2 separate regions of the Homo sapiens genome follow, and region 2 is linked to region 1. A link is an interaction called in ENCODE POLR2A ChIA-PET data of the cell type or tissue named here. Cell type or tissue: Caco-2. All regions are shown on one strand. Links, peaks and the distances in the headings refer to the core of each region. The heading gives the core; the rest is flanking DNA.

Region 1 (12,612 bases), core at 448-8,447:
GTATTTCTGGCTTCCGGTGACCAGAAGCTCACATGACCATGATCCTTCTAAAAGCTGACACTCCTGGTCAAAGTCACCAATTCTCCCTCCACAGGAGCCCAGCACAGAAAGGGTACCATCCACGTGCAGAATCCTCACTCCCCAAGAGCGGGCATTGGTCAGGAGGCTGCTGCTGCCCCCACTGCCTCCTCCACTGATGCTCCCCTGAAATTACAACACAGAGTCAGGTAGGAGCAGAGACTCCCCAAGGCCTGAAAGTGAAGGGGACAGATAGAAATTGCTTCTGGGAGGCCTGAGTCATCCATGGGAGGGACTGCAGGGAGGCAGGTAGGAGAGAGAGTACAGTGCCCAGAGAGTCCATCCCAACCCCCAGGAAGACATCCTGTCCTCCACATGGCCACATTGGGAGAGGAAGGACCACTGGTCTGCCTATACATTGTGCTCTGGCCACCTCGTGACCAGGAAGGAACAGATGCTTCTGAGAGAGCTGTTCGTTGGGAGGGCCTCTGCGAGGAAAGCTCTCAGCACAGTAAGTACACAACAAACACGGTGACCATCATCCTCACTGAGCATGAAACTATGCTAGCTGCAGATCTTCCCCCTCCACTGGCTCAGTCCAGCAGCACCACCTCCCCCATCACAGCCATGTACCCCTCCTGATGTCACCAGCATGACTCTTCTCACAAGATCACCTTAACTCCTCCTCCTGCCACTAAACTTTAACAGCCCTGGATTTTCACACAAGGAATAAAGAGTTACTTGTTTTTTGTTTTTTTTTTGAGACAGAGTCTAGCTCTATCGCCCAGGCTGGAGTGCAGTGGCACAATCTCGGCTCACTGCAACCTCCACCTCTCAGGTTCAAGTGATTCTTCTGCTTCAGCCACCTGCGTAGCGGGGACTACAGGTGCGTGCCACCACACCCTGCTAATTTTTCGGTAGAGATGGGGTTTCGCCATGTTGGCCAAGCTGGTCTTGAACTCCTGGCCTCAAGTGGTCCACCCACCTCAGCCTCCCAAAGTGCTGGGATTATAGGCGTGAGCCACCACACCCAGCCTAGAGTTACTTGTAAAAGAAGTCTGGCTTCTGTACCCAGCAACCCTGTCCCGCCACATCCCACATCCCCACAGTTCTCTTGGTAGGCTCCAGAGTTGGAGGTGGCTCTGGCTTCAACACTTACTCTCTAGGTGAATGGCTAAATAACTTGTCTGAGCCTCCACTACCTGATGTAGAAGAAGGAAATAATGACAATACTACATATCGCAGAGTGTGCATTTTGTGTGGGTGCTTCAGAAGAACCTGGGAAGAAGAGTGAAATCCCTCCCTATGCTGGAGACCACCGGCTCTGTCCCATCTTGCCCCAGCTCACCTGGTTTCTGATAGCCTTCTGCAGCAGCTCCTTCCCTCTGCTTAGAGGCACCTGACAGGGACAGAAGAGCAGTGAGGTCTGCTGTTAGGCCACCTGTGCACTGAAAGATGTTTACACAGGAGCTGGTGAGGGGTTATGTCTTGGGGTTATGTCCCTCGGAAAGCTGGGAGCAGTGACAACTGAGGATTGGTAGAAATGAGAGCCTAGAAAACGTTTAGGAGGTAAAGGTAAAGCCACAGGAAATTTAGGTCACCCTGAGGTGGCAGCCTGAACCTGGTGGAGAGAAGGGCACTCTGAATTCACTGAGATCCAATTGTTACAAATGTCCTGAGACCCTCTTTAAGAGTCTCTGCACCCTCCAGGAGATAATGAAAGCAAATGTTTCACTTTAGAAATTTTTGCTCGTAGGAAGTCCCATCTGTCATCACAATGCCAACAGTGTATGTTCATGGACATTTTAATATTAATATGTTAGACAAAATAAGAATGCAAGCCTAGAGGGGAAAAGCCATATTCCATTTTAAATCAAAGACATAACATGTGTATTGTCCAAACTCTTGGCCCTTCATACATGCAAGCAAGGAAGAAGGGAATGGCTGCCTACTCAGGGTACTCCTGCCCAAGCGCAGACCAATCCCAACACGTCTTCTCTGGTTTATGAAGACTCTCCTCTGGTTTCTAAACCTCTGACTTTCAAGTCCCGTAAAAACTGACATAAGGCATAAAAGGGTAGCATGGGGGATAGTATGTTGCTGAGGTGTTTAGATCCAGAGCTATGATAAAATATTCTCAGTCCCTGAATTCAAATGAGAGATTAAATTAATCCAGATGAAATTAAAACCAGAGACTGCCTTAAAAGGCTCACCAAAGCCTACTTCCTTTGTTTACACAGCATACCTTTCCTACATGAGGTTCTTACCGAGTCAACGGGTTTCCGTGAAGGCCTGGGGTGGCTGCCTTTTGGATCAACCATGGCCGATGTTTCCACTCTGACCTCACTGGGGCTAGGGCTAGGGCAGCCTCTATGGCTTTTCCCACTGCTCTCTGCCTTTACTTCTCTGCGGCTGGACACGATGTAACTTACTTCTTTGCTCAGAAAACCCTCAATTACCTGAAACCAGATCACAGAGGTGGCTGAAAACCAAAAAGCAAATGCAGAATTGTCAATATAAAGAGGCTGGAGAAGGAAATCTTGGCTGCCAGGAGTTCCAGAATCAATGTCTTTAAATAGACTAAATGCAGTTTCATACCAAGTTCCTAAGAAGACATCATCCTGAAATCTAATGGGGTGTGTGTGTGTGTGTGTGTGTGTGTGTGTGTGTGTGTGTGTGTATGTGTATTACAGGTTTTGTCTACAGGACTGCTGCCCCTGACCCAGTGGCAGAAGGCTGCGGGCTTTGAGTTCTATGAGCAGTTTGAGTTTGCATGCAGCAAGAACACACTGAAAGAGCTGGAAAGGATTAAGACTAGATTGTGTAAGCTGTGATTTTTCTGTGTAAGACACACTGGGGACCAGGTGTGGTGGCTGATACCTGTAATCCTAGCACTGTAGGAGGCTGAGGTGGGAGGATCAATTGAGGTCAGGAGTTCAAGACCTGCCTGGGCAACATAGTAAGATCCTGTCTCTAAAATTTTTTTTTTTTTTAATTAGCTGGGTGTTGTTACATGCACCTATAGTCCTAGCTACTTGGGAGTCTGAGGCAGGAGCATCACTTGAGCCCAGTAGTTCAGTGATGCAGTGAGCTATGACTACACTACTACACTCCAGCTTGGGGAGTGAAATCCTGTCTCTAAAAAAAAAAGAAAAAAAAAGGCTAAAATGGCTTATTTTATGTTATATACACTTTACCACTATTAAAAAAATTAGTTATGAATTGAAGGATTACATTTACCTTTTTTTTTCTTTTCTTTTCTTTTTTTGAGACAAGGTCTCACTTTGTCTCCCAGGCTGTAGTGCAGTGGCATGATCTCGGCTCACTCTAATCTCCACCTCCCGGGTTCAAGCAATTCTCCTGCCTCAGCCTCCCAAGTAGCTGGGACAACAGGTGTGTCCCACCACACTGGCTAATTTTTGTATTTTTAGAAGAGATGGGGTTTCACCATGTTGGCCAGGCTGGTCTGGAACTCCTGACCTCAAGTGATCTGCCCACCTTGGCCTCCCAAAGTGTTGGGATTACAGGTGTGAGCCACCGTGTCTGATCACATCTACCTTTTTTTTGTCACCAGGCTGGAGTGCAGTCATGCGATCTCAGCTCACTGCAACCTCCGCCTCCCAGGTTCAAGCAATTCTCCTACATCAGCCTCCCGAATAGCTGAGACTACAGGCGCATGCCACCACGCCCAGCTAATTTTTGTAATTTTAGTAGAGATGGGGTTTCACCATGTTGGCCAGGATGGTCTCGATCTCTTAACCTTGTGATCTGCCCGCCTTGGACTCCCAAAGTGCTGGGATTACAGGTGTGAGCCACCGTGCCTGGCTGCATCTACCTTTTTTAATACAGCAAAAGCAAATGCTAGAGGGTAGGAGTAGGGCAATCAATGATTATCCTATATAAATATAGGAGATTGTTAATGACCATATATTCCTCCTCCCATCCCAGTATACCCACTCCTTTGCAATATGACTTTGCTCTTCCTGCCATTAGGAGGTGGGACCTACTTTTTTATGCCCTTCAATCTGACTCGATTGGACCAATAGAACATGTGGAAATTATGATGTGTGAGTTCTGGAGCCTAGGCCTCAGAGGCCTTAGCTTCCTGCCTCACTTTCTGGGAAGGTGGCCTTGAGACCACCATGTTAAATCAGCTAGTTTAGCTTATTGCATATAGTTATGATAACTGACACAGAGTGCCAGATGTGTGAGTGAGGCCATCTTGGTCTTTCCAGCCCAGGTGACCGTCCAGCTGAATCCAGCCTCAGGAGTGAGCCCTGCTGAAACCACCAGATAAACCACCCAGCCAACCCACAGCATAATGAGAAATAATAAATTGTTGTTTTGGCCAGGTGTGGTGGCTCATGCCTGTAATCCTAGCACTTTGGGAGGCCAAGGCAGGTGGATCACCTGAGGTCAGGAGTTTGAGACCAGCCTGGCCAACATGGTGAAACTTCGTCTTCACTAAAAGTACAAAAAAAAAAAAAAAAAAAAAAAAATTACCCGGGCATGGTGGCAGGCACCTGTAAACCCAGCTACTCTGGAGGCTGAGGAAGGAGAATCGCTTGCACCTGGGAATTGGAGGTTGCAGTGAGCCAAGATCGCACCATTGCACTCCAGCCTGGGCATCAAGAGCAAAACTTTGTCTAAAAATAAATAAATAAATAGAAAATAAATTGTTGCTTTAAGCCCAAGTAGGGTTGGTGTTTTACATAGCAAAGGCTAAATGACAGAAAGGACTAAAAGTTCAAAATGTAATTATGGGCCAGTTTGGTTATATAATCCTCATTCTATCCATCCTCACCACTGAGTTTCTGCAGTCCTGAGTTTCTGGGTTTGACAGCAAAGAGCCTCTCCATTCCAAGCCCTATTCATCCAGTTTCCCCAGTTATTAGTCTCTTTTGGGTCAAGCACTATCATGCTGTTTTCTTTTTTTTTTCTTTTTGAGACAGAGTCTTGCTCTGTTGCCCGGGCTGGAGTGCAATGGCACAATTTTGGCTCACTAGAACCTCTGCCTCCCGGGTCCAAGCGATTGTTGTGCCTCAGCCTCCCGAGTAGCTGGGACTACAAGTGCGTGCTACCATGCCCTGCTAATTTTTTTATATTTTTAGTAGAGACAAGGTTTCATCATGTTGGCCAGGCTGGTGTAGAACTCCTGACCTCAGGTGATCTGCCCACCTCAGCCTCCCAAAGTGGGATTACAGGCACGAGCCACTGAGCCTAGCCTAAATATATATATGGTTTTTTTTTTTTTTTTTTTTTTTTGAGATGGAGTCTTGCTTTGTTGCCCAGGCTGGAGTGCAGAGGCACGATCTTGGCTCACTGCAACCTCCACCTCCCGGTTTCAAGCAATTCTCCTGCCTCAGCCTCCCGAGTAGCTGGGATTACAGGCGCATACCACCACACGCAGCTAATTGTTGTATTTTCAGTACAGATGGTGTTTCACCATGTTGGCCAGGCTGGCCTTGAACTCTTGGCCTTAAGTGATCCGCCCGCCTCGGCCTCCCAAAGTGCTGGGATTACAAGTGTGAGCCACTGTGCCTAGCCCCTAAAAATATTTTAATGGAATCAAATATAGCAAATGCTTTTTACTCAAAGTTGTTCACCTGTGTTATTTCTAAATGCTAAAAATTATTAAGAGTCTAAATGTCCACAGAGCAACAGTTAAGTAAATTAATAATCCACTCAAAAGAATATTATATTCCCACCGCAAATGATGCATATGAAGGGCAATAATGGTAGAAAAGTGCTAACGCTTTAAGGTTATGGGTAAAAAATTGATAATAAAAATGTACTAACGCCAGCTGGATGCTGTGGCTCATGCCTGTAATCCTAACATTTTGGGAGGCTGAGGTGGGGGGATTGCTTGACGCCAAGAGTAAAAGACCAATCTGACCAACACAGCGAGACCCTGTCTCTAAAATTAAAAAAAAAGTACTCATGATCATAGCTAGAAAAAAAATAAGCATTGCCCTGCCCCTCCCAGCCTTGCCCTCAGCTCCCTCTTGCAGGCAACTGGGTAAGGCAAAAATAAATAAATAAATAAATAAATAAATAAATAAATAAATAAAAAAGGGCCGGGTGCGATGGCTCACACCTGTAATCCCAGCACTTTGGGAGGCTGAGGTGGGTGGTTCACCTGAGGTCAGAAGTTCGAGACCAGCCTAACCAACATGGAGAAACCCCGTCTCCACTAAAAATACAAAATTAGCCAGGCATGGAGGTGCATGCCTGTAATTGCAGCTACTTGGGAGGCTGAGGCAGGAGAATTGCTTGAACCCGGGAGGTGGAGGTTGCAGTGAGCTGAGATCGCACCATTGCACTCCAGCCTGGGCAACAAGAGCAAGACTCCGTCTCAAAAAAAAGAAAGAAAAAGGGCCAGTAGCAGTGCCTCAGGCCTGTAATCCCAGTACTTTGGGAGGCTGAGGTGGGAGGATTACTTGAATCCAGGAGGTCGTGACCAGTCTGGGGCAACATGGCGACACTCTGCCTCCACAAAAAATACAAAAATGAGCAGGGCATGGTGGCGAGCACCTGTAGTCCCAGCTACAGGGAGACTGAGGCGGGAGGATCACCTGAGTCTGGGGAGGTTGAAGCTGTAGTGAGCCATGACCGCGCTCCTGCATTCTAGCCTCTGTGACTGAGTGTGGCCCCCTCTTAAAAAAAAAAAAAAAAAAAAGAAGCACAAAAAAACAAAGGCAGGATGGAGGCAGAAGGTAGATGGGCATTACCAAGGGCTAGGAGTATCAAGGATATAGGGAGTTGCCCAAGCATATAGGGAGTGACTGATAATGGGTACAGGGTTTCCTTTTTGGGGTGATGAAAATGTTCTACAATTGACTATGCGATCATACAACTTACACATTTCTGTGAATATACTAAAAACCACTGAGCTGTGTACTTTAAACGGATGAATTTTATGACATGTGAATTATATCTAAATTAAGCCATTATGAGAGGAAGGGAGGAAAGAAAAATACTTAAAAATGCTGGTTGTCACTTGGAGTAGTTCCATGTTCTCTAAAATTTCTAGAGTGAACAGATAATATGTTTGTTTATTTTAACATTATTTTTGAGACATGGTCTTGCTCTGTCATCCAGGCTGGAGTGTAGTGGTGCAATCATAGCTCACTATAGCCTCAAACTCCTGAGCTCAGATAATCCTCCCAGCTTAGCCTCCTGAGTAGCTGGACTACAGGCATGTGCCACTGCCCCCAGCTAATGTTTTTTTTTTTTTTTTTTTTTTTGAGATGGAGTCTTGCTCTTGTTGCCCAGGCTGGAGTGCAATGGCGTGATCTCGACTCACCGCAACCTCTGCCACCTGAGTTTAAGTGATTCTCCTGCCTCAGCCTCCTGCATAGTTGGGATTACAGGCATGTGCCGCCACACCCGGCTAATTTTGTATTTTTAGTAGAGACAGGGTTTCTCCATGTTGGTCAGGCTGGTCTCAAACTCCTGACCTTAGGTGATCTGCCCACCTGGGCCTCCCAAAGTGCCGGGATTACAGGAGTAAGCCACCGTGCCCGGCAGCTATAATTTTATTTTTCGTAGAGATGAGGTCTCACTATGTTGCCCAGGCTGGTCTCAAACTCCTGGACTCCAGCAATCCTCCCACCTCAGCCTCCCAAAGTGTTGAGATCACAGGTATGAGCCACCACAACTGGCCATTAAGTTTCCTTTTTTTTGGCTGGGCATGGTGGCTCACGCCTATAATCCCAGCACTTTGGGAGGCCAAGGCGGGAGGATCACGAGGTCAGGAGATCAAGACCATCCTGGCTAACACGGTGAAACCTCGTCTCTACTAAAAATACAAAAAAAATTAGCCGGGCGTGGTGATAGGCGCCTGTAGTCCCAGCTACTTGGGAGGCTGAGGCAGGAGAATGGCATGAACCCGTGAGGCAGAGCTTTCAGTGAGCTGAGATGGCGCCGCTGCACTCCAGCCTGGGTGACAGAGCGAGACACTGTCTCAGAAAAAAAAAAAAAGTTTCTCTTTTTTTTTGAGACAGGGTCATGCTGTGTCACCCTAGCTGGACTGCCTCCCGGGGCTCAAGCGAGTCTCATGCCTCAGCCTACTGAGTAACGGAGACTACAGGCATGTGCCACTGTACCTGGCTAATTTTTGTATTTTTAGTAGAGACAGGGTTTTGCCATGTTGGCCAGGGTGATCTAAACTCCTGGGCTCAAGAGATCCACCTGGCTCGGCCTCCCAAAGTGCTAGGATTACAGGTGTGAGCCACCGCACCCAGCCTTTTTTTGAGACAAGGTCTCACTCTGTTGCCCAGGCTGGAATGCAGTGGTGCAAGACCTCGACTTCAGCTCACTGTAACCTCCGCCTTTTGGGCTCAAGTGATCCTCCTACCTCAGCCTCCCAACTACAGTCATGCACCACCACACCCGCTTAATTTTTTGTATGTTTTGTAGAGACGGGCTCTCGCCATGTTGCCAGGCTGATCTTGAACTCCTGGACTCAAGTGATCTGTCCTCCTCAGCCTCCCGAAGTGCTGGGAGGACAGTCATGAGCCACTGTGCCCAGCCTAAGTTTCTAATAAGGAAAAAGATTTATCTTTATTTTTTGAAGGTTATTTATTTATCATTTTTTTTTTTTTATACAGAGTCTCACTCTGTCTCCCAGGCTGGAGTGCAGTGGTACAATCTCGGCTTACTGCAAACTCCGCCTCCCAGGTCCAAACAATCCTCCTGCCTTAGCCTCCTGAGCAGCTGGGACTATAGGTGCCCACTATGATGCCTGGCTAATTTTCATTATTTTTAGTAGAGACAGGGTTTTGTCATTTAGGCCAGGGTAGTTAGTCCCTAACTCCTGACGTCAAGTAATCCACCTGCCTTGGCCTCCCAGAGTGCTGGGATTACAGGTGTGAGCCACTGCGCCTGGCCAAAAAAATGGTTTATATTTAAAATTGCTTTCGGAAATGTAGTGAGACCGCTGAAAATACCTGGAAACTGCTGGGTGTGGTGGCTCACGCCTGTAATCCCAGCACTTTGGGAAGCCGAGGTTGGCAGATCATGAGGTCAGGAGTTCAAGACCACCCTGGCCAACAAGGTGAAACCCCATCTCTACTAAAATACAAAAAATTAGCCAGACGTGGTGGTGTGTGCCTGTCATCTCAGCTACCTGGGAGGTTGAGGCAGGAGAATTGCTTGAACCCGGGAGGCAGAGGTTGCAGTGAGCTGAGATCATGCCACTGCACTCCAGCCTGGGTTATAGAGCAAGACTCTGTCTCAAAAAAGAAAATACTTGGAAACCATAGATATAATCCCCATCCAACTCCTGCTCTAAGCCTGCAAAGGCACATGGCATCGCAGGAGAAGAGCAGGTTACCTACCCCACCCAGTTGCTGAATGGCCCCCGTCAAAAACTGGAGATTCTTGCCAGCAGGCAGATCCAAGTAAAAGGACTTTCCGGAAAAGGGATGCTTCCTGGCACCTGGTGAGTTCTTCTGGCATTTTCCTAGACACCTGGAAACTCCTAGAAAACAATAAAGAGGAGCAAAGTAAGAAGTTTGAAAAGAGAGTCCTGAAGCCAGGTGGCCCTCACTGACAGCTCAGTCTGTGTGCTATAATAGCACAGACTAGACCCTGGGCACACACAGACAGCTGTGAAGCCAATGCCCTTACCCTCAGAAGCTCAGATGTGGTGAAATTGGAACCTTCCAAACAAGATAATAAGCAAACAAGGCTTGCTGACTTCTTCACTTCTTCCTTAGAATCTAAATCTAGGGAAGCCATTTAAGTAAAAAGAAATTAGACAGATCCCCAAACCAGACATTGGGGGGCTGCAGTGAATAGTAAACTAGGGAAAAGAGGGCCGAGATTCACACGGGGGTGCCAGGCAGGAGGATGCTTTCTAGCTGTGCTGAGTGAGTCACTGCCTGCCCTGTTGCCAGTGCCCAGCCCCTAACCAGAGTCAGCAGGGTAACATCATGGCAGTGTTGCCGCCTAGCTTAGGGCGAATATGCATGTGTATTCGAGACAGATAAGAGGAAAAGGGGACAGTGAACTTGTTGGCTCCTGAATGGGCCTACTTCCCAACCTCTGCATTTGGTAACTTAGGTAATTATAACTCAAAAAGACAGCTCTTGAAAAACAACAAGACAAAGTGTGTGTGTGTGTTGGAGAGCACAGAATGCTGCTGCAAATGGAGAGTGAATGAGCCCATATTCCAGGGGCTTTGCACCATAGTGGGGTCGTTTCCTTTTTTTTTTTTCCCTTTTGAAACGGAGTTTCGCTCTTGTTGCCCAGGCTGGAGTGCAATGGCGCGATCTCGGCTTATCGCAACCTCCTTCTTCCAGGTTCAAGCGATTCACTTGCCTCAGCCTCCCCAGTAGCTGGGATTACAGGCATGCACCACCATGCCTGGCTAATTTTGTATTTTTAGTAGAGTCAGGGTTTCTCCATGTTGGTCAGGCTGGTCACAAACTCCCGACCTCAGGTGATCTGCTCGCCTCGGCCTCCCAAAGTGCTGGGATTACAGGCGCGAGCCACCATGCCTGGCCAGGGTTGTTTCCTCTTCTATGCAACCTCCAATCCCTAAACTCAGCGGAGGGACACACGAGATAGGGCATAAGCTTTTGATCTTCCTTCGAGCAGCACGTTACCAATCAGAGTGGCTAATGTCCCAAAGGGATATTTGTGTATAAGAAAACATGAGGCAACTGAAGAAAGCAAGTACTACCAAAGAAACTTTATCTGGTATAGATTGTCTATCTGTCATAATAATGAACCAGATAGGAAAAAGAAAAACCATTGAAGTATAATAAATATCCTCAAAAAGGCTAGGGAGGATACAGGAAAACATAAAGCAGGAACAGCAGTTAAAGAAAAGAATTAGGCCGGGCACAGTGGCTCATACCTGTAATCCCAGCACTCTGGGAAGCCGAGGTGGGCACATTACTTGAGGCCAGGAGTTCGAGACCAGCCTGGGCAACATGGCAAAACCCTGCCTCTACTAAAAATAGAAAAATTAGCTGGGCATGGTGGTACACACCTGTAATCCCAGCTACTTGGGTGGCTGAGGCACAAGAATTGCATGATCCTGGGAGACAGATGTTGCAGTGAGCTGAGATCATGCCACTGCACTCCAGTCTGGGTAACAGAGGGAGATTCTGTCGCAAAAAAGGGGAGGGGGGGGGAAGAATTAGTTGGAGATAATGGACATGAAAAACATAGTATTTTTAAAATCTTGGCCAGGTGCTGTGTTTCACACCTGTATCCCAGTACTTTGGGAGGCTGAGGCAGGTGGATCACTTGAGATAAGGACTTCGAGACCAGCCTGGCCAACATGGTGAAACCCCGTCTCCACTAAAAATACAAAAAATAACCGGGCGTGGTGGTTCACGCCTGTAATCCCAGCTACTCGGGAGGCTGAGGCAGGAGAATTGTTTGAACCCAGGAGGTGGAGGTTACAGTGAGTTAAGAGTTAAGATTACACTACTGCATTCAAGCCTGGGAAACCAAGCGAGATTGACTTAAAAAAAAAAAAAAGCCAGATAATAGCAAGTGTTGGTGAGGATATGAGAAACTGGAACCCTCATATACTTCTGGAGGGAATGTGGAATCGTGCAGTCACATTGGAAAACCATGTGTTAGTTTCTCAAAAGGTTAAACACAGAGTTACCGTATGACCCAGCAATTTTACTCCTAGGTATATCCTTGAGAAATGAAAACACAGCCACATGAAAACTTGTAAATGAATGCTTATAGCAATATTAATCATATAGCCAAAAAGTGGAGTCTTTCCCATCTTGCAAGATGATGGGTGAGAAAGCTGAGAAGCCAGATACTAAAGAGAAGAAACCTAAGGCCAAGAAAGCTGATGTTGGTGGCAAGGTGAAAAGGGGCAACCTCAAGGCTAAAACGTCTAAGACAGGGAAGCCCCATTGCAGCTGCAATCCTGTCCTTGTCAGAGGAATTGCAGATATTCCCGATCTGCTATGTATTCCAGAAAGACCACGTCCAGGAAGAAGTACTCAGCTGCTAAATCCAAGGTTGAAAAGAAAAAGAAGTTTCTTGCAACTGTTACAAAACCAGTTGGTGTTGACAAGAACAGTGGTACCCAGGTGGTTAAACTTCACAAAATGCCTAGATATTACCCTACTGAAGATGTGCCTCTAAAGCTGTTGAGCCATGGCAAAAGAAACCCTTCAGTCAGCATGTGAGAAAACTGCGATCCAGCATCACCTCCAGGACGATTCTGATCATCACCACTGGGCGCCACAGAGGCGAGGGTGGTTTTCCTGAAGCAGCTGGTCTTGGGACTGGACCTCTGGTCCTCAATCAAGTTCCTCTACGAAGAACACACCAGAAATTTGTCATTGCTACCTCAACCAAAATTGGTAGCAGCAATGTAAAAATTGCAAAACGTCTTACTGGTGCTTACTTTAAGAAGGTGTGGAAGCCTAAACACCAGGAAGGTGAGACCTTTGACACAGAAAAAGAGAAATAGATTACAGAGCAGCGCAAGACTTATCAGAAAGCTGTGGACTCACATGTTTTAGAAAAAAATCAAAGCTTTCCTCAGCTCCAGGGCTACCTGTGATCTGTGTCTGCCCTAACGAATGGAATTTATCCTCACAAATT
Region 2 (12,612 bases), core at 2,326-10,325, 180 kb after region 1:
AATTCCTTCTCCCTGCACTCCATCCTCCATTTAGATCTCAGGGAAATGACCCTTAGAAATGGGCCACAGACCGGGCACAGTAGTAATCCCAGCACTTTGGAAAGATGAGGCTGGTGAATCACTGGAGCCTAGGAGTTGGAGACCAGCCTAGGCAACATGACAAAACTGTCTCTACTAAAAATTTAAAAATCTTAAAAATAAAAATAGCCTGGTGTGGTGGTGCATGCCTATGGTCCCAGCTACTCAGGAGGCTGAAGTGGAAGGATCACCTGAGTGGAGGCTGCAGTGAGCTGTGATCCTGCCACTGCACTCTGGCCTGGGCAACGGGAGTGAGACACTATCTCAAAAAGAAAGAAAAAAAGAGAAGGAGAGAGAAATAAAAGTAAGAGAGACAGAGAGAGAGGAGAAAGAGAAAGAGGGAGAAAGAGAAAGGAAGGAAGGGAGGGAAGGAAGGAAGGAAGGAAGGAAGGAAGGAAGGAAGGAAGGAAGAAGGAAATAAAGAAATGGGCCACCAAATAATCAGGAGACCTAGGACTCCTGGAATTCCAATTCCTGACAACTTGTAGGTTCCTTCAGTGCACCCTGCCCCACCCCTGCCAAGTTCCAAGGCTGCCCCTGGCTTTGGGGCAGAGGAGGAAGGAGACTTAGCAGAGCATAGCTGTTACCCCTTTATCTCTCCAATGTCTTTCTTCAAGGTCTCTGGCAGGCAAAATGGGCCATAAAAGGATTAAACAGATGTAACAGATGATCTATTAATTAAGGGCCTTCATTGGCCCAAGCCTGGGCTGAGCAAGACCAAGGTGTGGGCTGCTCAGAGCCAAATGGGGAAACAGGATCTAGAAAGCCAGTGCTAGGTTTGGCTAGTGAGGTTCTTGGGTGACTCTGCCTTCTAGAACAGGAAATAAATGTCCCTAGGAATGAACGGTTTCGATATTTTGTCTTCCAGAACCTTCTAGAACCTAATGCCAAGGGGAGAGGAATAGGGAAGCCTGAATCATAGCTCTGTAGCTATGGAGGGGTCCTTGGGGTGATGGGTGTGGGGGTGCTCCCTTGGGAGGGAGGAAAAGGTAGGTTGGCTTCCCAGCTGGAGCTCCCCTCCTGCTCCAGCAGAGCCCCACTCTTCCACCCTGGCTGCCCCCCTCCCATCTTCTCACTCTGCTCTTTCTTTTCCCCCTTCCTCATTTTCTACTCCTCCTTCTCCCTCTTGCTTCTCCCAGAATGTCTCTCCTTTCTCTCTAGGCTGGGCCACCTCACCCCCTCCCCTTCCCCTTTCCTGTAACTGAAGCTGTTGTTGGGAGTTGGAGGAGCTGGGCTGGTTTGAAAGGAGGCCCTGCTGCTTTTCAGGGAGGAATTGAAACTGTGGAGCTGGGGGTGAGGGGAGGCAGCAGAGGGGGAGGGGGGTGACTTGAGAAATCAAAGCGGCTGCAACTCCATCTGGGAAACCAACTTTGATTTACTAGCAAGGACCTGGCTCTCCCACTACCCCCACCCTTGCCCACTCCCCCTCCTTCCCTGGACTTTGCTTTGTGGTGATAACTGGGGGAAGGGGGGACGGACCCCCTTCCAACATGGAAGCCTGCTCTTAACCTGGGAGGACCAGCCTAGAGGAAGAAGGCCTGGGGGACTCTGCTCAGTCAGGCTGCAGATGCGGCTGAAGGGGGCCCAGCATCTCAGGAACTGGGTAGGAGAATGGATACCCCTGGGAAGGAGGAAAGCCTATTGGCCAGGCAGCCTGGCCCAGGCAGACTCAGCCCTGCTCTGGCTTGGGGCGACCCCCTCCCTGAGATGTGGGGCTGGGATGGGGGCACAGAGGAAGAAGGCCAGGGCTTTTTCATTTATCTATGGCCTTCCCCTCAGAACTGGGGGGCTTAGGGTCCAAGGCTGCCTGGTAAGAGCCAAGAAAAGAAAATGACTGAGAAGGAAAAAGGAACATCTATTGTAATAGACTATTTTGTGTTGAAATTCAATGTGAGCTATGGAGGACATTGGGTTCTGGTAGGGACTTGAGGCCATTTTGGGTGGAAGTGCTACCTTTCTCCTCCCTTCCTCTCTTGTACCCTCTGTTTTACTTTTCTTCTCCTCTGTCCAATTCTTAAACCCCTCAAGGTTGAAGGGGCTCTCTAACCAAACCCCTGCAATAGAAATAGGATCCCGAAGGTCCTAAACCCCCGGGGCCAGGGTAGAAATTCAGAACAAAATGAGTCATAACTTCAGGAAATGCTTATTCATGTTGTCAGCTGACTCCATCCAGTCCTCCTTGGTGGGGTGGTGAGTTTAAATCCCTGGACTCCTGGGTTCTAGGCAGACCCCCCCCTTCTCCTGAGCCTCCATCACAGCAGCATTTTTCAGGGTTCAGCATCCAACTTTCAGGACTAGCTCTTAGGAGAGAAAGGGACTAATTCAGCACAAATCTAGCCTTTTCTGCTCACTGCTAACCTTTCACTGCTCAAATCTAACCTTTCACTGCTCACTGTAGTGTCTGGGACTGCCCCATCAGAGCTCCTGCCCAGGGATAAAGTTTCTGAAAGCTGAGTCCACATGCATCAGTCCACATGCTGAGTCCATTATGGCAGGAGGGGAAATGGGAACTGGGGTTTGCCTGTTAGGAATATAGATTCCTGGGCCCTGCCCACTTATCCAAATATACCATCCCCAAGTGATTCGTACGTTCACTCTAAAGCTATCTGCTTTCCAAACCTCCAGACCATTCAATTAGCTTTCAGAGCCCTAGTTACTTTTTTTTTTTTTTTCTCTTCCAGATGAGGTCTTGTTCGGTCACCCAGGCTGAAGTATAGTGGCACGATCACAGCTCGCTGCAGCCTCAAACTCCTGGGCTCAAGAGATCCTCCCACCATTCCCACCACCTTCCTATACTGCAGAGGTTGGAAGCCAAAAACCTCACCTCTCAGCCTCCCTTGCAGCTAGAGCTCTGGATGCAAAATACGCTTATTTGAGATTTGGAAGGTGGAAGGGAAATGAGGTCATGTTCTTGCTGCAGTGGCAATTTCTAGTGATCCCTAGGTGCAGTTACCTTGGCTTAATTACAATGGAAGCCTTTTTTTTTTTTTTTTTTTTTTTTGATAGAGTTTCACTCTGTCCCCCAGGCTGGAATACAATGGTGTGAACTTGGCTCACTGCAACTTCCCACTCGCGGGCTCAAGCGATTCTCAGGCCTCAGCTTCCTGAGTAGCTGGGATTACAGGTGTGCACCATCACACCCAGCTAATTTTTGTTTGTTTAGTAGAGACAGGGTTTTGCCACGTTGGCCAGGCTGGTCTCAAACTCCTGACCTCAAGTGATCTGCCTGCTTTGGCCTCCCAAAGTGCTGGGATTACAGGCATGAGCCACTGCAACCGGTCCCAATGGTAGCCTCTTGATCCCCCTACCTGCTAGTGGCAGAGGTAGCAGCTTCTACTGGAGGGTCATTTCTGTGGCTTCGTGACAAAGTCTACTCCTCCAGGCCATCCAAGTTTCACAAACACCTAGTTTCCTGCTTGTTTTAGTCTGCTTGGGCTCCATAACAAAATACTACAGATTGGATAGCTTAAATGACAGAAATTTATTTTCTCATAGTTCTGGAAGCTGAAAGTCTGAGATCGGGATGCCAGCATGGTTGGATTCTGGCGAAGGCTTCCTTCCTGGCTTGTAGATGGCCACCTTCTCAGTGTTCATGTGGCCTATCATTGGTGTGTGTAGGTGGGGAGAGAGAGGTTTCTCTCTGTTCCCCTTATAAGGCCACCAATCCTATCAGATTAGGGGTGGGGACCCTCCAACCTCGTTTAACATTAATTACCTCCTAAAACCCCTATCTCCAAATACAATCACATTGAGGGTTAGGGCTTTAACATATTAATTTTGTGGGGCCATAATTTAATTTCGTCTATATGTATTGCATCTTTTTTTTTTTTTTTGAGACGGAGTCTTACTCTGTCACCCAGGCTGGAATGTGCAGTGATGCGATCTCGGCTCACTGCAGCCTCGACCTCCCAGGATCAAGCAATCCTCCCATCTTGGCCTCCTGAGTAGCTAGGAGCACAGACACATGCCTGGCTAATTTTTTCTATTTTGGGTAGAGATGGGGTTTCACCATGTTGCCCAGGCTGGTCTGGAACTCCTGAGCTCAAGCAATCTGCCTGCCTCGGCCTCCCAGACTGTTGGGATTACAGGCATGAGTCACTGCACCTGGCCTGAATCTCTTTTTTTGATAAAATACCTAGAGCCATTCCACCACTGTAAATCCTTGAAGTCCCCTTCTCTGTGGTGCTTCCCTGATACCACCCCTGTCCTTTCCCTGAGTTGATGTTTATCTTATGGCATTTAGCATGTGGCATGTGTTACCTACATATGTCTAACTACAGCCTCCCCACAGCCCAACAAGATAATCTCTTGAGGGCAGAGGCTGTGTCTTAGTTTTTGTGCATACCTTAGTGCCTTGCATATCATAGGCACCCAAGAAAAAATTGTTAAATGAATCAATGCTCTCTGTAAATAGGGCAAGGTCTGAAGAACTCCCTGAGCTGGGTAATCTAGAGACACAAGCATCCTGCCCTGGACAGCGAGCCCAATTCCCTTTCCATACATTCTGCCCTGCCTCTGAAACCCACACTTAGGGAGGGGAGAAGCTCAGCTCTGAGGATGAAAAATGAGCAAGGTTTCTAGGACGCAGATTTCTAGTCTCCAGTTTTGACAAGTATCTAGTTTCTCAAAGCCACATTTAATTACAAATATGCCCTGTCTCTACAAAAAAAAAAAAATTAGCTGAGCATGGTAATGTACACCCATAATCCCAGCTACTGGGAAGGCTGAGGCAGGAGGACCTCTTGAGCCCAGGAGGTCGAAGCTGCAGCGAGCTGTGATTGCAGCACTGCACTCCAGCCTGGGTGCCAGAGCAAGATCCTGTCTCAAAACAAAACAAACAAAAACAAATCTATTCTGATCTCCAATCTGAGAAGGGGTGAAGTGACAAATAAATCTGACATCATCGTGAGAACCCATGAAGTGGACGTAGGACACCTGAATGCTCGTGTCCTGGTCTTGGTGCTTAATACTTTTCTGACCTTCAGTGAATCTTTTCTCTGAGTATCAGTTTCTCCATCTGAAGAATGGGCACAATAAGTCTGTCCTGTTCCCTGTGAAGTGAGGACTGAAAGAGAAACTGGATTTGTAGGGACAGTTGCTTTGGGAAAGGAAGCTCAGATGGTACATGCTGCTTTGTAACCCAGAAGCAGAATATTAGCCAGAGGTCAGCCTGGGAGCCTGGACACAGGCACCTAGGGCAGACCTAGTCACGAGGCAGCATGCTAGGCAGACCACTGTCCTGGACTTGGACTCAATGGATTCAGCTCTGCTTCCTCACTGCATTCCCTGAGATAGGTCACTCTCCCTTTCTGAAGCTCTGACTCTTCATCGATAAGATAGGGACACTAATCTTCTCTTGAAGGGTGGGGAAGATAAGATGAAGTGGTAAGTGACTTCACATAGTGGATGCTCAATATAAGCCTTTAGTGTTGGTTTTTCCTGCTCTCAGGCAGAGGCAGCTGGAGAAGGAAGTTTGCTGGGGAGTTGGGGCAGGTGTCAGACTTCTAAGACCCTGGGGGTTGGTTGCTTTCTCCCGTGACTGGATCACTGATTAATCCTTGAGGAATCTCGAGGCCTAAGGGTTGGTAGTCTAGAGGGACAAATATGTGAATACTGGTTAAAGAAAGAAAAAATCTACAAGGGACTTCAGTTTTGGGGATAGACTGATATAGCCTCTTTGAAGCTGGGGCTGACCCAGTCACTCTGCAAGCATCTGGTTGTGCATACCTTAGTGCCCCTCCTCCAAACTCTTCCAAACATCTCTAAGGGTCCCAAAAGGGTAGAAATGGACTCATTCAGAAGTGAAGAAAGAGATCAGGGCCGCAGCTCTCCATAGCTCCTGTCAGGCCCCTTGGGAGGAGCCTGAATGCTGGGGCAGCTTGTGGGGGGGACTCCAATGATGGAACCAGGAGAGGCAGTTCCTACCTTGTGGATGGGGGTCACTAGGAAGGGAAGAAAAACACTTCCCTCCTCTCCCCGGGAAGCTTTCCTTCCCTGCAGCTGGTGCCCCAAGGATCCCCGCCCCCCATCCCAGGCCCTTCCCTTAGAGAGAGCCTGCTGAGCCTGGAATGAGAAGAATCTGAACTACAAACAGACCTCCCAGAGGCACCCCCAACTCTTCTCTAACCACTTCTAGCCAGCAAAAGGCTGGCTTCCTGGAGTGGAGGCAGGACTGGGGTTTGGGCCTTGGAGAAGGGGCCTAGGTAGGGGCGGTGGGGGGATATTTTTTCCTGGAGAGAGAGGGGAGGGAAAGGTTGAGGTCAAGATAAGGACCAGGTCATACAAGAACCATTTTCCAGGCAGGGCACGGTGGCTCAGCACTTTGGGAGGCCAAGGTGAGCAGATCACTTGAGGCTAGGAGTTTGAGACCAGCCTGGCCAACATGGTGAAACCCCGTCTCTACTGAAAATACAAAATTAGCCAGGTGTGGTGACAGGTGCCTGTAGTTCCAGCTGTTTGGGAGGCTGAGGCACAAGAATCACTTGAACCCAGGAGGCAGAAGTTGCAGTGAGCCGAGATCATGCCACTGCACTCCAGCCTGGGCGACAGAGCGAGACTCCATCTAAAAAAAAAAAGAACCATTTTCCAAACCAAAAATCATCAGAACCAGCGAGAGTATACTTGCAGGGGCTATGAAATTGGGGGTGTGAAATTAAGCCTGCCCCAGAATGATCCAAGCTATGAGGTCTGTGCCCCAAGAGTGACAAGCAATTGCCCAAATCCAAATACAACCTAGGAAGACAGAAAGAAACTGTTGGCGCCCCTGCCCCCACCCCCACCCCCTTGGCCTCTCTCTCTTCCTGTCTGAAACATTCAGTTGAGGTGGCCTCCAGGGCACACGCTCTCCCAGCCCTGTCTGGGCTGCATAACTGAGTCTAAGAAACCTGTGAATGGGCTTTGGGGAGTTGAGGGCAGGGGTTGGAAGCAGAGGGAAGATGGAGACACCAGCCAAAAGGACAGATGGCACAGAGCCAGAGGAGCCCCTCATGCCTGCCACACTTCCCCAGACCCTGGCCTTCTGCCCACTGTCCCCCTAGCATCCCTCCTCTCACCTGGACCCAGTCTGGGGCTTTGATGTGAGTCAGCCAGGGCTGTCAGTGCCCAGGGATGCCAGGCAGTGTACCAGTGGGGGAACCCTGGGGAGGGGACCAGGGAGGAGAGGCTGCTGGAGCTGGAAGCCGCCTTAGGCACGATGACCTCTTTGCAGGGGCCTCTCTCTCCAGCTTGTATAACACAGCTCCTGCCAAGGGTGGTATAGAAAGGCACAGAGCCCACAGCGGGCTGGGGAAGGCGGCTGAAAAGGCAGCTTAAGGGCTTCCTGCTGGGTGAGATGGATTAGGGGCCTGTGAGGAGGGAGCCGGGCAGTGAGAAAGGCACCGGCCCAGCGCCAGAGCCCCTTGGCCAAGACCCTCTGGGAGCAGGAGGCCCTAGGTGTCTGGCAGGAGGCAGTCAGATCAGCATCCTCCACTTGGCCGAGGGGCTGGGAGGATGGGGATCCAGCCGGAGCGACACACAGGGATGGGGAGCTAGACCCCGGGGCCCCCAAAATAGAGGGGGGAAGGAACGGAGGAGACATTTCTCGATGAAGAAGTGGACTTCTAGCAGGAAAAGGGAGGAGGGAAAGAACTGACTTGCCCAGCGATTCTATCCGTGTCATCCCGCTGCCTCTCAGAGTGAAGGTGTCATCCCAGAGGTTTTCTGCTGGGAGGGGAGGGGACAACCCTTCCTATCCTCCAGCCAGCCCTCTGCTTCTCAAGGACCCCAGTGTGGAGCTGAGAGAAGGGGACCCACATGGTCCTAAAGTTTCCACACAAGCACTGATTTAGGAGAAGAGTGCAGGTGGCCACTAAGACAAGCTGTGCTATTGAGAAACCCTGGGTGATACCTTGGACGGTGACAGTCTCCGGCTGGTTTTGCTCTGGCCTTGGGCTCCATTTGTCTAGTCTGTGAGATGGGATCCCTGAGGCCACACCATGGAGTGGGATGAGCATTGGCAGAGGTGTCAGGGGATCTGACTTAAGCTCTTGGAATCTTGATTTTTTTCACCAAATATAGAAAAGAAGAGTCTGTTCCATTGATTAGATAGTGTATCATTAAGAGATGACATGTGGCCCAGCGTTGTGGCTCACGCCTGTAATCCCAGCATTTTGGGAGGCTGAGGCGGGTGGATCACTGATGGTCAGGAGTTTGAGACCAGCCTGGCCAACATGGTGAAAACCCGTCTCTACTAAAAATACAAAAATTAGCCAGGAGTGGTGGTGGGTGGTAGTCCTAGCTACTCAGGAGGCTGAGGCAAGAGAATCACTTGAACCCAGGAGACGGAGTTCGCAGTGAGCCGAGATCATGCCACTGCACTCCAGCCTGGGCGACAAAGTGAGATTCTGTCTCAAAAAGAAGAAAAAAGAGAAAGAGATGTCACGTGCATTGTGGAAATTGCAAAGTGTGATATGGACATGAGGTATCACTATCCCTGAAGTGCTTGTGTGTGTGTATCCATCCTTTTGATAGATGTTCCAGGGGAGGGGAGGGGACACACTGAGAACCAGGGACTGCCATACGGGATGCGTTGCATCTTTCCATATCTTCACAAGGATTTTGAGAGGATGATATTGTCCCCATTTTACAGATGAGAAAACTGAGGCTCAATAGCTGATATAATTTGCCCAAGTTTATAGAAGCTCATAAAAGGGGGCATCTGAATTAGAAAGCAAGATTCTTGGGTCTCTAACAGGTTATGTGGCCCCAGGGTCTGGAAGCATTATTCGTAGGTCCCTATGTTTAGAGCAAAGATTTCCCCAAAGGTATGAGTCCTTCTTCTCCCTCTAGTTAGGCTCAGTTAGGAACTAACTTGGATTCACAAAATCCATCTCCTCAGAGTACAAAGGTTAGGGAGGGTTTGCAAAGTGGGTGAGAAAGTCTGAAATGGGCCCAGATGACCAGATAAGATACATGGCCAATGGGGACATTCTCTAGAAGGGGATCCAGGGATGGGTACTTCAGCCTCAGGGCATCCGTGGATCAGAGCTGCCCCGTCTCCCATCTCAGCGGGGCCAGCCCCCTTCTTTGTGCTCTTTTTTTTCCCACAGTCCAGCAAGGGGGGTACTGGGATCCCAGGCCCACCCCCTCCTGCTGGGCAGCACCCCATCAACCCCCACATAAAAAGCTTGAGAGTGGAGAAGGAGGGGGGCATTCTCACTCTGAGGAGGCCTCGGCACCCTTCTCCCTTTCTGGGGAACAAGAAACTTGCTGATGGCTTGGGCCCCTTCCCCAGCCCCTGGCCCCAGCCCTGGCTCCCCCAGACAAAAAGCTGCTTTACATGAGAAGAGCGGGCTGGCCTGGCCTTACCCGGGCACTCAAAGAGGCGGTAGCCCCTGACAGCCGCAAGACTGCCCCTTCCCCCACGCCGAGGCCTCGTTTAGTTGCAATTAGCAATTCTTTGCATATCCCCCCACGGGGCTGAGAGGGACGCTCGCCCTCACCTCCCAAACCCAGCCTTCAACCTTCCGAAGCCTCCCAGCCGCGGCTCCCATCACTCTCCCCTCTCCTCCCTCCTCCCCAGTCTCCTCACTGCCCCACCCCCAGCTCGCAAACTAGCTCATCGGCTTCCTGAGTTCTCCAAAGAGGGAGGCACCCAGAGGGGCCAAACCTAGGGTGCTCAGGGTCAGGGTGGGGGTGACCCCCTCCTCGATCCACACTGCCCCTTCCCTCCTCCTTTCCCACTTGCCACCCCCTCTCCAAATCAGGCGTAGCTTTTGGATCACTGGGAGGGGAAAGATAGAGGGAAAAGACATTTTAAGAAAGAGACCTGGGGCTCACGCCTGTAATCCCAGCACTTGGGGAGGCCGAAGCGGGCGGATCATGAGGTCAGGAGTTCGAGACCAGCCTGGCCAACACGGTGAAACCCCGTCTCTACTAAAAATACAAAAATTAGCCAGGCATGGTGGCGCACACCTGTAATCCCAGCTACTTGGGAGGCTGAGGCAGGAGAATCGCTTGAACCTGGAAGGCAGAGGTTGTAATGAGCCGAGATCGTGCCACTGCACTCCAGCCTGGGCGACGGGGGAAACAAAACAAAACAAAACAAAACAAAAAACAAAACAAAAAAAGAAAGAAACAGATCTGAGGGTGAATTGGTGGTGCAGAGATTCGGGGTGCTTGAGAAGGGGAGGAGGCTCTGTCTCGGAGGGAGTCGGGGACTCACCTCTTCTCCCCAGGCTGGTGGGCCTCTCCTTCATTCAGAAGGGCTTCTCTGCAGGGCTGGGGACCTAGAGCCCTCTGATGCCACACCAGCCAGGCAGTGGTAGGGTGGTGCAGCTTTGGAAAATGACTAAGAGGAAATAGAACCCCAGAGCTCTTGTGTTTAGGCTCACACAAATCCACTCCTCAGTATTTGGTCCACCTGAGGCGGGCGTGGGGGTGGGGGTAGGGGAGGGGAGGGAGAGTCAGGAACGTCTTCAAGCCCTTGATCCACATTAATTTTCCCCAGGGCCCTCCCCTCCACTCCCCCAAGTCTCCCGTGGACTTTTCCTGACCCCACCAAGGGGAGCCCCCGGTACAGCGGGTGCTCTAGAGCTGGCAGAGAGCAGGGGACCAGCCAGGCCTGCACTCCCCACACCCGTAGGACCTTCCTTTCCCTGTGGACTGAGACCAAGCATCCCTGGGGGAGAAGACCCCTTCTTTCAGCAATTCCATCCTTTAATTCTGCCCTGGCCTTAAGTGGGGGTCTGTGGGGAGTGGGGTATGATGTGCAACAAACACTTGTGGTCTACCTGGTGGTTAAGGGGCAGAGCAAGGCAGAGGGACTAAGCCCCCTCCCCTAGGGTCATCTCAGCTCCAAGTGTGGCTTTTATGGAGGACTCAGGGATTCCTGGCTGGTATGCTGCTGGTGAGGGGCATCTCCTAGGGGTCTCTAGGATTTATGGAAGGAAGAGGGCAGGACTGATTTAGAGGCATAGCAGAGGCTCATGGTTGAGCTGAGATGGGCTGGGTTATTTGGGGTAGTCCTCTCCCCATTTTAAGTATTGTAGTGTACCCTGCACTAGGGGGTGGGCAGGCATGGCTTAGGTTTAAGAGATAAAGGAGAAAGATCTGGCTCCTTTTGAGAGGTGAAGCTAGCTGGACTTTCTGGGTGGAGTGGGGGCTTGGAGAATTTCTTGGCTAGCTAAAGGATTGTAAATGCACCAATCAGCACTCTGTAAAAACGCACCAATCAGTGCTCTGTGTCTAGCTACAGGATTGTGAATGCAGCAATCAGCACTCTGTAAAATAGACCAATCAGCACTCTGTAAAATGGACCAATCAGCAGGATGTGGGCAGGGACAAATAAAGGAATAAAAGCTGGCCACTCCCCCCATCCCCACCCCCACTCCCAGCCAGGAGACCCAACCCGCTTGGGTCCCCTTCCCTGCTTTGGAAGCTTTGTTCTTTCGCTTTTCCCAATAAATCTTGCTGCTGCTCACTCTTTGGGTCCATGCCATCTTGAAGAGCTGTGACACTCACTGCGAAGGTCCACGGCTTCATTCTTGAAGTCTGTGAGACCAAGAACCCAAGAAGCCTGTAAGACCAAGAACCCATGGGAAGGAACCAACTCCAGACACACTTTTAACAACCTGTGATGGGCTCTCAAAACTCACATCTTAGGCTGGCGTGGTGGCTCACGCCTGTAATCCCAGCACTTTGGGAGGCCGAGGCGGGTGGATCACGAGGTCAGGAGATCGAGACCATCCTGGCTAACATGGTGAAACCCCGACTCTACTAAAAATACAAAGAAATTAGCCGGGCATGGTGTTGGGCACCTGTAGTCCCAGCTACTCAGGAGGCTGAGGCAGGAGAATGGTATGAACCCGGGAGGCAGAGCTTGCAGTGAGCTGAGATCGCGCCACTGCACTCGAGGCTGGGCGACAGAGCGAGACTCCGTCTCAAAAAAAAAAAAAAAAACCTCACATCTTTGGAACCTGGCCTGACATCTCAGAACCAGGGAGAAAACTGCAGATTGACTCTCAAAGAAGGGGTTCATTGGAGGCCTCAGGTGTTTCTGGAGAAGTAATCACTCATGATTATTTCCTAGGGAATTTGCCTCCCTTTCCCTTCAGAAGTCCCCAGCCATTGTTTGGGAAGAAAAAGTGCCATTTGTTTTTCATTTTTTTGAATTTTTAATTTTTAAAATATTTATATTTCATTTAAAAAAATAGAGACGAGGTCTCACTATGTTGCCCAGACTGGCCTCGAACTCCTGAGCTCAAGCAATCCGCCTGCCTTGGCCTCCCAAAGTGCTAGGATTACAGGCGTGAACCACTGCACCCAGCCTAAAAGTGCCCTATAAATGAAAGAAGGGATGTAAGTTCCCAGCTGGAGGTGAGGGGGTGGAAGAGGTAACTAGGAAAGTGGGAACTGAGGTCCTAGCCGGTGGGAGAGAGGCGCCATCTCGGGCTTCCTCCTCCAAATCTATCCCTGAGGCTTTCAGTACAAGCCTGGATTCCAGTTCCTCACCAGCGCCGGGCGAGGCTGGGCTTCTGGACCCCTGGGACGCTGCCT

Evidence for each region. ChIA-PET counts read pairs that join two places held together with the same protein. Peaks named below come from ENCODE experiments on the same cell type or tissue, not always from the same donor. Only the 100,000 strongest peaks of a DNase experiment are listed, where the experiment ranks them.
Region 2: POLR2A ChIA-PET joins it to region 1 with 10 read pairs; 3 of 35 experiments call an interaction of 5 or more read pairs at or near these places.

The regions. Positions count from the first base shown.
Region 1 is chr17:44,719,770-44,732,381 of GRCh38, reverse strand. It overlaps DBF4B (DBF4B-CDC7 kinase regulatory subunit), which reads right to left. Exons shown (of 14, transcript NM_145663.3): 3 at 9,360-9,502; 4 at 2,286-2,477; 5 at 1,367-1,417; 6 at 117-204. It also overlaps the pseudogene RPL6P26. Among named protein-coding and RNA genes, the nearest start is that of DBF4B, 17 kb to the right of the region's middle. In Caco-2, for the core only: no CTCF peak of the experiment used is centred there; no DNase peak of the experiment used is centred there.
Region 2 is chr17:44,536,820-44,549,431 of GRCh38, reverse strand. It overlaps LOC105371791 (a long non-coding RNA gene), which reads right to left. Exons shown (of 3, transcript XR_934779.2): 2 at 12,568-12,612; 3 at 11,575-11,607. Among named protein-coding and RNA genes, the nearest start is that of FZD2, 14 kb to the left of the region's middle. RefSeq lists enhancers at 822-1,369, 8,674-9,668. In Caco-2, for the core only: no CTCF peak of the experiment used is centred there; DNase peaks (open chromatin) are centred at 4,163, 5,581, 6,171, 6,952 and 1 weaker place.